Regions from separate parts of the Homo sapiens genome. Here all the other regions are linked to region 2. Evidence: chromatin loops called from intact Hi-C (ENCODE). Cell type or tissue: PC-9. All regions are shown on one strand.

The links. Hi-C counts contacts between places; a loop is a spot of excess contacts. Peaks named below come from ENCODE experiments on the same cell type or tissue, not always from the same donor. Only the 100,000 strongest peaks of a DNase experiment are listed, where the experiment ranks them.
Region 1: it touches region 2 in a loop (9-fold over the local background); 54 of 110 quality-filtered maps call a loop at or near these places.
Region 3: it touches region 2 in a loop (8-fold over the local background); 109 of 110 quality-filtered maps call a loop at or near these places.

What each region holds. Positions count from the first base shown.
Region 1 is chr1:89,842,166-89,844,665 of GRCh38, reverse strand. LRRC8D (leucine rich repeat containing 8 VRAC subunit D) reads right to left here. Exons shown (of 3, transcript NM_001134479.2): 2 at 884-1,028. Among named protein-coding and RNA genes, the nearest start is that of LRRC8D-DT, 22 kb to the right of the region's middle. RefSeq lists silencers at 1,059-1,278, 1,802-2,096. In PC-9, CTCF peaks have their summits at 1,039 and 1,238 (motif pointing left); DNase peaks (open chromatin) are centred at 1,005 and 1,455; H3K4me3 peaks cover 2,059 bases; H3K27ac peaks cover 2,500 bases.
Region 2 is chr1:89,986,447-89,988,946 of GRCh38, reverse strand. It overlaps LOC105378847 (a long non-coding RNA gene), which reads right to left. Exons shown (of 3, transcript XR_001738142.2): 3 at 2,129-2,500. It also overlaps the pseudogene RN7SKP272. Among named protein-coding and RNA genes, the nearest start is that of ZNF326, 7.4 kb to the left of the region's middle. In PC-9, CTCF peaks have their summits at 1,350 and 1,557 (motif pointing right); a DNase peak (open chromatin) is centred at 1,576; H3K27ac peaks cover 1,026 bases.
Region 3 is chr1:89,803,589-89,806,088 of GRCh38, reverse strand. No RefSeq gene overlaps it. Among named protein-coding and RNA genes, the nearest start is that of LRRC8D, 16 kb to the left of the region's middle. In PC-9, CTCF peaks have their summits at 1,057 and 1,256 (motif pointing left); a DNase peak (open chromatin) is centred at 1,248.

The sequences.
Region 1 (2,500 bases), 140 kb after region 2:
TTATTCTCCTATGAACATTTGAGATGGAACACGATGTGGAAGTGAAAGTATAATCTACCTGGTGAATTTGAGAAAAGTCACTCTCAATTTTACTTTGATGACAAATGGAATTAATAAAGATGCCTGGCTCATATGTTAAAGTACCTTCTGTCTCAGCGAGGAGGCCTGGCTCAGAAACCACAGTGGAGTTAACAAGCCAGACACCAGACTAAACATCTCAGAACTCGCTGCTGTGCCTCATTCCTGGTCCCTACCTTTCCGGTGTGTGCCTGCATCATTAATTCCCTCTGTTTGGCATGGCCTGGCTTTCCCAAAACAGAAACCAAGGAACCGGGGTCCTCTGTTTCAGCAGCTGAAGAGCTGATTTCTGAGCATGGACACTAAGATTCTTTTCTCCTGTCCACCTTACACTTCACCCACAACTCATCTTCTTCCTCTTCCCTACGTCCCAACCCCTTACCCTCCCACCACCCTGCCTCCCAGGACATTTATGTGTATGACCCCAGACCAGTAAGGGAGGAACAAAGAGCTGCTGCTTCAGGCAGCAGCAGCTGGAGGAGAGGGTGGAGAGGGCAGCTGGGGACTCCAGGAAGACTCCCCGAGCACTGGCAGCTCCAGCGCAGCCCGGGGCAGTCCAGCCTGGAAAGCGCCCTAGTGGAGTCCTCGCAGGCGGCTCCGCAGCGCACGCCCAGGGCCTTCCGCCGGCCCGAACCCAGGGCGGCAGCAGCCAGAGTTTGGCAGAGACCCCGGGTGAGAAGCCAGTGGTGGGGGGCGGGCAAGTGAAGCTGCAGCACAGAGCTGGAGATGCAGATCCGACACTAGCAGTGCTCCGTGCCGCAGACTTCCCGACCCGCTCCCTGGACCCAGACCCGACCCCGCGCACCTGGACCAAGCGGCCACCCTGTTCTCTCAGGGCGCTCTCTGGGGACGCGGCTTGGGCGAGCTCCGGAGGCTGGAACCACGGCGACAGGAGACTTCACTCCTCCATCCTGAGACCCGGCAGCACGTTATAGACAGCCGTGCACTTCCTGTTTGAAAACACAGGGGAGAGAAAGAGCTAGAGAGATCCAAGTGTCGGCAGCGGGGAGGAAGGAGTGCAGGGCGGCGGGGAGGCAAGACCAGGGGGTCACCGCTTGCATAACTGCCATGGTGGGCACCCAGCGCTCCCCTGGCCGTGGCGACCCCGCCGCACCGGCTGCCCGCGTGGTGCCGAGGTGGCGCGGCCTCGGCCCGGGCCCCCCCTGCTGGTGGCCTCGCTGCCAGCCACCCGCCCGCCCGCTCGCTCACAGCCCTTCCGTTTGCAGCTGCTGCTCGGGTTCTCCCCTCCCCACAAGTACCTAGATCAATGGACTCCACGCTTCCTCCGCCGGTGCCCAGTGTGATCGGCCTTCTTTTTCTTCCTTTCTTCACCCTCCCAACCCCCACCCCTACCCCCCAGAAAATAATTACCTCGGGGAAGGTGTAAAGACAAGACTGAGCCTTTGCAGGGGAGTAGGGGCTGGATTTATGCAAATTTTTAAAGTTCATAGCCACATCCCAGTATATCCACTACAGCTCAGCAGCTGTGAGAGATTCAAGATGGGAAATTACTTGTCTTGTGCCTCGCTGGCTCAAAAGAGAAAGCGTGCACACAGCTGCCAACACAGAGCAGCCAGGAACTGCAAAACAGTAACAACAACAAAACTACATAGTATCCTCGGTTCCTCCTAGGGTCTCTACTCAGATCAACCTGTCAACCTCATCCTCACAGTCTACCAACATTTATATATACCAATTCCACATGGAGCATAATCGCATGGTGCATTCTTCCAGAAAATGATTCCGTAGTTCTCTGTGCTATGTAATCACAGAGAAGTTCCATAGTCCTGGGATTACATTCATTCATTTTGTTGAACTCTGACTTAAGTGGACTTCAGTACAGTGTTAAAAAGAGTACACAGATGGCTTAAGAATCTGCTGTATGTAGAGTGTGCTGGCTATGGGGATTCGCATTTGTAACCTGCCTGCCCTTACATGCACAGTCTACCAGGTTAAAAAGCGCTTACAGGACTGTCTCTTGACAAACGGCTCCTTTTATTATCAAGCTGTTGGCATTCATGGTTCCATACTCAAAATGGAGAATGTAATACAAACAATAATCATTCTACATATGAAGCTCAGTTTTGACTGAAGCAGAAAGGAACGGATAGATATTAAGCTCCTACTCAGTGCTAGACAACATCTCATTTTAAATCCCTCTTGGCCTTAATATTTTCCAACAGATCTGCAAAAGTCATATTCCCAAGTGAGGAAACAGGGTCAGAGAAATTAAAAAACTGTTCCCATGGCTCTGGCAGAAAGTGGTCAAATGGAGAACTGAATACAGGTCTTTCCTGATTATAAAATCTGTACCATTTCCCCTACACTGCGAATTCCTACAATGATCACAAATTCTTTTTTTTTTTTTTTTTTCTGAGACAGAGTCTCGCTCTGTCGCCCAGGCTGGAGTGCAGTGGCGTGA
Region 2 (2,500 bases):
GCATTGAATGAAATGTTATTTTATACACGGGAAGATGTCTCTCCCTGGTTTTAATATAGAACTACAAAAAGATGCAAGTGTCTCTAAAAGCTGAAAGGAATAGCAATATAAATTACAATTAACCTTTATTAAGGCCTATATGTTCATAAATGTTCCGAAGCACTTTACAGGTGTTAACTCATTTTATCTGCTCAACAATGCTATGATTGTAGGTATTATAATCATCCTTAATTTATCAATGAGGAAACTGACCCAGAAAAGTAAAGATTTGTTCAAAGTCACAAAGCTAATGAAGTGTAGCACCAAGATTCAAACCCAGTCAGCCTGGCTCCAGGGCTTAAGCTTGCATCTCTGTCATTTTGATGTACCTACTGTGCTCTACTGAGGAATTCTGATGGATACTTTACAAGCCCATTTCTTTACAATAAGGTAGGTTATACCCTTTCCCAAACAAGGAAAACTGAAGAGAAGTTAAGTAACTCACTCAAGACCATACAACCAGCAATTGCTGGCTTCATATTTATGATAAATATTGTTTAGTCATGCTTAGGTCTATTGGTGTATGGAGCCAACCTTGTAGAGCCAATACCATCATCAGAGTCCTCAGGTTTGAAAAAAAAGACTTTGCTAATCTATAGAGGATTTTTATATAATTGTGCATAATGCGGTCAAACAGAACTATTAATACATATAAGGTAACTATGTAAGTGATCAAATGCTTTGTCCTATGCTCCAGGTCTTCCTCAGATTAAAAAAAAAAAACTGGTTCATTTTATATGAATTTCTTTTCCCAGAAAGCAAGGTAAAGTTCCAAATACAAAGTGCTTTCAAAATGTAATTGATACCTTCCTTCATTGGTTACATATTATATAAAGTACACTTTTCTGGAAAATGAAGTATATTCCCTTATAGGAACTCAGTTACAACTCTGAATTATTGCCATTCATTTTATCTTACTTTTGTGTTACACTCCATCATAAATTTTAATTTACCAAGTATATTGACAGCAAGCTGGCTGTGACATGTCAACCCCACTGATTGCCAGAACTGATTTGCTGGATCTGCCCTGTTAAGATGGTGTCCCATTTCTTCCTGGCTCTGCCACATGTGTTTTTCCAAAATCTGGACACTTTACTGGAGAGGATGATTTCTCTAGATGGAGAAAGACCATGGTCTACAGAGAATCAAGTTCTTCTGCTGGAATACTCAAGGCATGTTGAGTAGGTTCCCCTGCCTGACTGTGTCTCTCCCAGTAGTTAAGATAATGAGCCACTTGAAGGTGGAGATTTCATCTTTGTGTCTCCAGCCTCCTAGCACCATACCTGGCATGTGTTAGATTTTTTAAAATGTTTCTTGAATGAAAAAAAAGGAAACAGACACACAGCCGGCTCCTGTATTCATATAGCTTCAATTCTACATGAAGGCAACACCTATAAATAAAAATACAGACACAGAACATTCAAACATGCATGGACACAATCTAAACCCCCTTCTTTAGAGTCCTTACACAGTTTACAAACGGAAAAGGCACCATCCTAGAATAGCCAGTAGAGGGCATCACACACCAAATGTAGTCAGAATGTGGCTACAGAAATTGAGTTCAAGTTCTAGTTCCTGCTGATCTGAAGGATTCTAAATGGACACCAAAGCAGAGAATATTGTTGGCCTGTGCTCTGCAAGTACCTGTATTTCTATTTTGGTGTAATCACGGATAGAAATGTTCCTGTTTGCCTCATTTCATTTTCAGAGATGACTTTTAAAGCATGAAACAGTGAAAAATGCTTATTATAATGGCAAATTTGAAAAGCAAGATACAAAACTGCTTAGGTCTATTGGTGTATGGAGCCAATATGAAATCTGATAACTGCTATGTCAATAAATTTTCTTAAAAGACAAAGCAAACCTGGCATGATGGTGTGTGCCCAGCTATCCTACTTGGGAAGCTAAGGCGGGAGGATCGCTTGAGTCTGTGAGCTCGAGGTTGTAGTGAACTGTGAATGCGCAGCTGCACTCCAGCCTGGATAACAGAGTGAGACCCTGTCTCAAAAAAAAAAAAAAGAAAGAAAAGAAAAGAAAAAGAAAAGACAAAGCATTGAAATAAAATGGAAAGAAGAAACATGAACAGTGATTCTCTTTGTGATGACTTTTTAGATATACATGCATTTTTATTTTTCTGTATCCTCCAAATTTCTTGAGCACTTTGATAATGTAAAATATATATTTGGCACAAAACAAGATTTAATATTTATTAATGGGTAGCGTTTATGAAAAGTTCTCTGTAGCCACATATTGTGTTTCATTCTTTTTGGAGATATAGTTATTGATGGTGGGTGTGGGGAACCTCTATTGGCCATTTAAGTCCGTGGTTCTTGATAGTGGCTCTTCATTGGAATCACCCAGGGCACATCTCCATCGCCAAACTCAGGCCTCACTTCAGGGATTCTGATTTGATGATGAACCTAAAACTATCAACAATGTTTATTTTCAAGACACTTAGGAG
Region 3 (2,500 bases), 180 kb after region 2:
CATGAAGTGGGGTGGGAGCTACACAGGTAAAGGGCATGGGGAGAGAGTTATGGTGTAGGTGAAGAGAAGTGCCTGGGAACTGCCAACACAATGGGGATCTGATGGCTATGAAAGGGAAGAATAGGAAAGAACAGAAAATGAGGTCTCTGCCCTCTAAGAGCTTCCACCCTTCAGAAACAAAATGTATAGAAGTGTGGCAGCTTGAGAAAATGTTTCAAGTAGTAGTAACAAATGGCAAATCATATCATTAGAAGAATGCAACAAGAAGTATTTTGCCAAGATGAGGTTCACAGACTACCTATGTCAGAATCAGCCAAGATCCTTGTTAAATATGCAAGGATACGATCCTAGACTTTGAGAATCATAATTTCTTAGGGTAAGTTCTGAATATCTTCAAGTTTGACAAGCACCCTTGGTGATTCTGATGCCTATTAAGGTTTGAGAACCATTGTCAGCCAGTATTTATCTGGCACCTACTATGGTTCAAGAAGTCCCTACAGTCAGGATCAGAGAGGAGAGGTGTAAGGGCCACAGGAGGTGTCAATGCAGACCCTATGGCATGAAGGTTAGGTGGTCTCAGAGGAGGAGGAAGAAAAGAGGATGTTTCTAGTAAGTGAGGTTGGAATAAAGTCATTTAAGAGAATCCAGAATGAAATATTTATGGACAAAAAAAAAATTACTGTGCTGGCTAGAATGGAAGGACAAGGTTGTGGAATAACAGTTTATTTATTTATTTATTTATTTTGGAATAACAGTTTTAACTAAAGAAATTCTAAGGAATTCTGCAATTGAAAGGCATTTATTAGACAATAGGATGTTATTACATACTCTTCAGTAATCAAAGCCTTATTGCTTTGAAAATGCTATTGGTAGGAGTTAATAGTACACTACTTTTGCATTTATGACCCTGGGCACATCACTTAATTTCACTGAACCTTGATTTCTTAACCTATAAAGTGGAGATTAATAATACCTACTTTTCAAGGTTGTGAGGATTTAATGGTATCCACATGAAAATCCTATTCTGGACTAATGCTATATTAAAACAAAAACAAAACCAAAACCAAAATACAGAGACCCACACAGACACAGCCATTTTCATTGCCCATCCTGTGGCTTGTGACATCGGATCCATTGATAATACTGTATCTTTTTACTGTTTATTTCTTCTCTTCTTGGCTTCCCTTTTTGGTCTCCAGCTGCTCCAGGAGGCTTCCTGCTTGTGTAGCCAGCCTTCTCACGGAGCGCCCTCTAGTGTCAGATGCTGTAATGACTCATTCTGTCTGCACAGTTCAAGTTTCTAATGCAAGACACACTGTGCTTTGAAGGCTCTTGTAGCCTACATAAAAACATCTTTAATAGCAAGTTACACATCAACACCGAGGAAAAATTACTTTATGACTTTACAGGCATAATATTAATGACTTATGAACAAATTTATTATTGAAACAAAATCTTTTGGTAAATACTGTGCAGGTTGAGGATAGAACTCAGGAACCAATGATGCTTCATCCTGAAGCTTCCTCTTTCATGATTCCAAAGCAACTGGCAAAATGTTTCCCTCAAATGCTTTTTAATGATGATGATTTTGCTTACAAATTTCTTCTTCTTCTTCTTCTTTTTTTTTTTTTGAAAGAGTGGCAAATATTGAGAGTCTGATTTCTGGGGCCAGTTCTGTTATTGGATAATTGGGTGACCTTGGTTAAGGAATGCCCCCATTCTGGATCTTAGTTTCTGAAAATTAAAAATGAGATCTGTAGACTCCATGATCACTCAAGTCTCTTCCAGCACATGGTTCTTTGCTTATATGCAGAGGTGGTGAGAGGAACGGATCTCACACTGGGACAGGAGTCAGAAGACCTACATTTTTATTGGTGTTCCAATATTTACTAGTTCTGGAAACTTGGTCAATCATTTAACCTGTCTGGGCCTTAGTTTCTTCATCTGCAAAATGGGAAAGAGGCCTTTTCGGCCTTATTCACAGAATTATTAAGAGATTCGAGAAAAGATACTGTTCACAAAATACTTTGAAAATTACAAAGTGCTATAGAAAATGCAAGGTTCAAAAATAAAGACCTTGGCCCACTGCAGTGGCTCATGCCTGTGATAATCCCAGCACTCTGGGATGCCGAAGCGGGCAGATCAGCTGAGGTCAGGAGTTCAAGACCATCCTGGCCAACATGGTGAAACCCTGTCTCTACTAAATATACAAAAATTAGTTGGGCATGGTGGCACATGCCTGTAGTTCCAGCTGCTGAGGAGGCTGAGGCAGGAGAATTGCTTGAACTGGGGAGGCAGAGGTTGCAGTGAGCCGAGATCACGCCATTGTACTCCAGCCTGGGTGACAGAGCGAGACTCTGTCTCAAAATAAAATAAAGACCCCTTCCAGTCATCTTTTTACAAATGATGCACGGAAATTAAGGGCTTTAAACACAGACTTATGTCAGTTTTATTCCTAGTCCCACCAGTTAGTGGCTTCTGTAAATTTAGGTAAATCTAA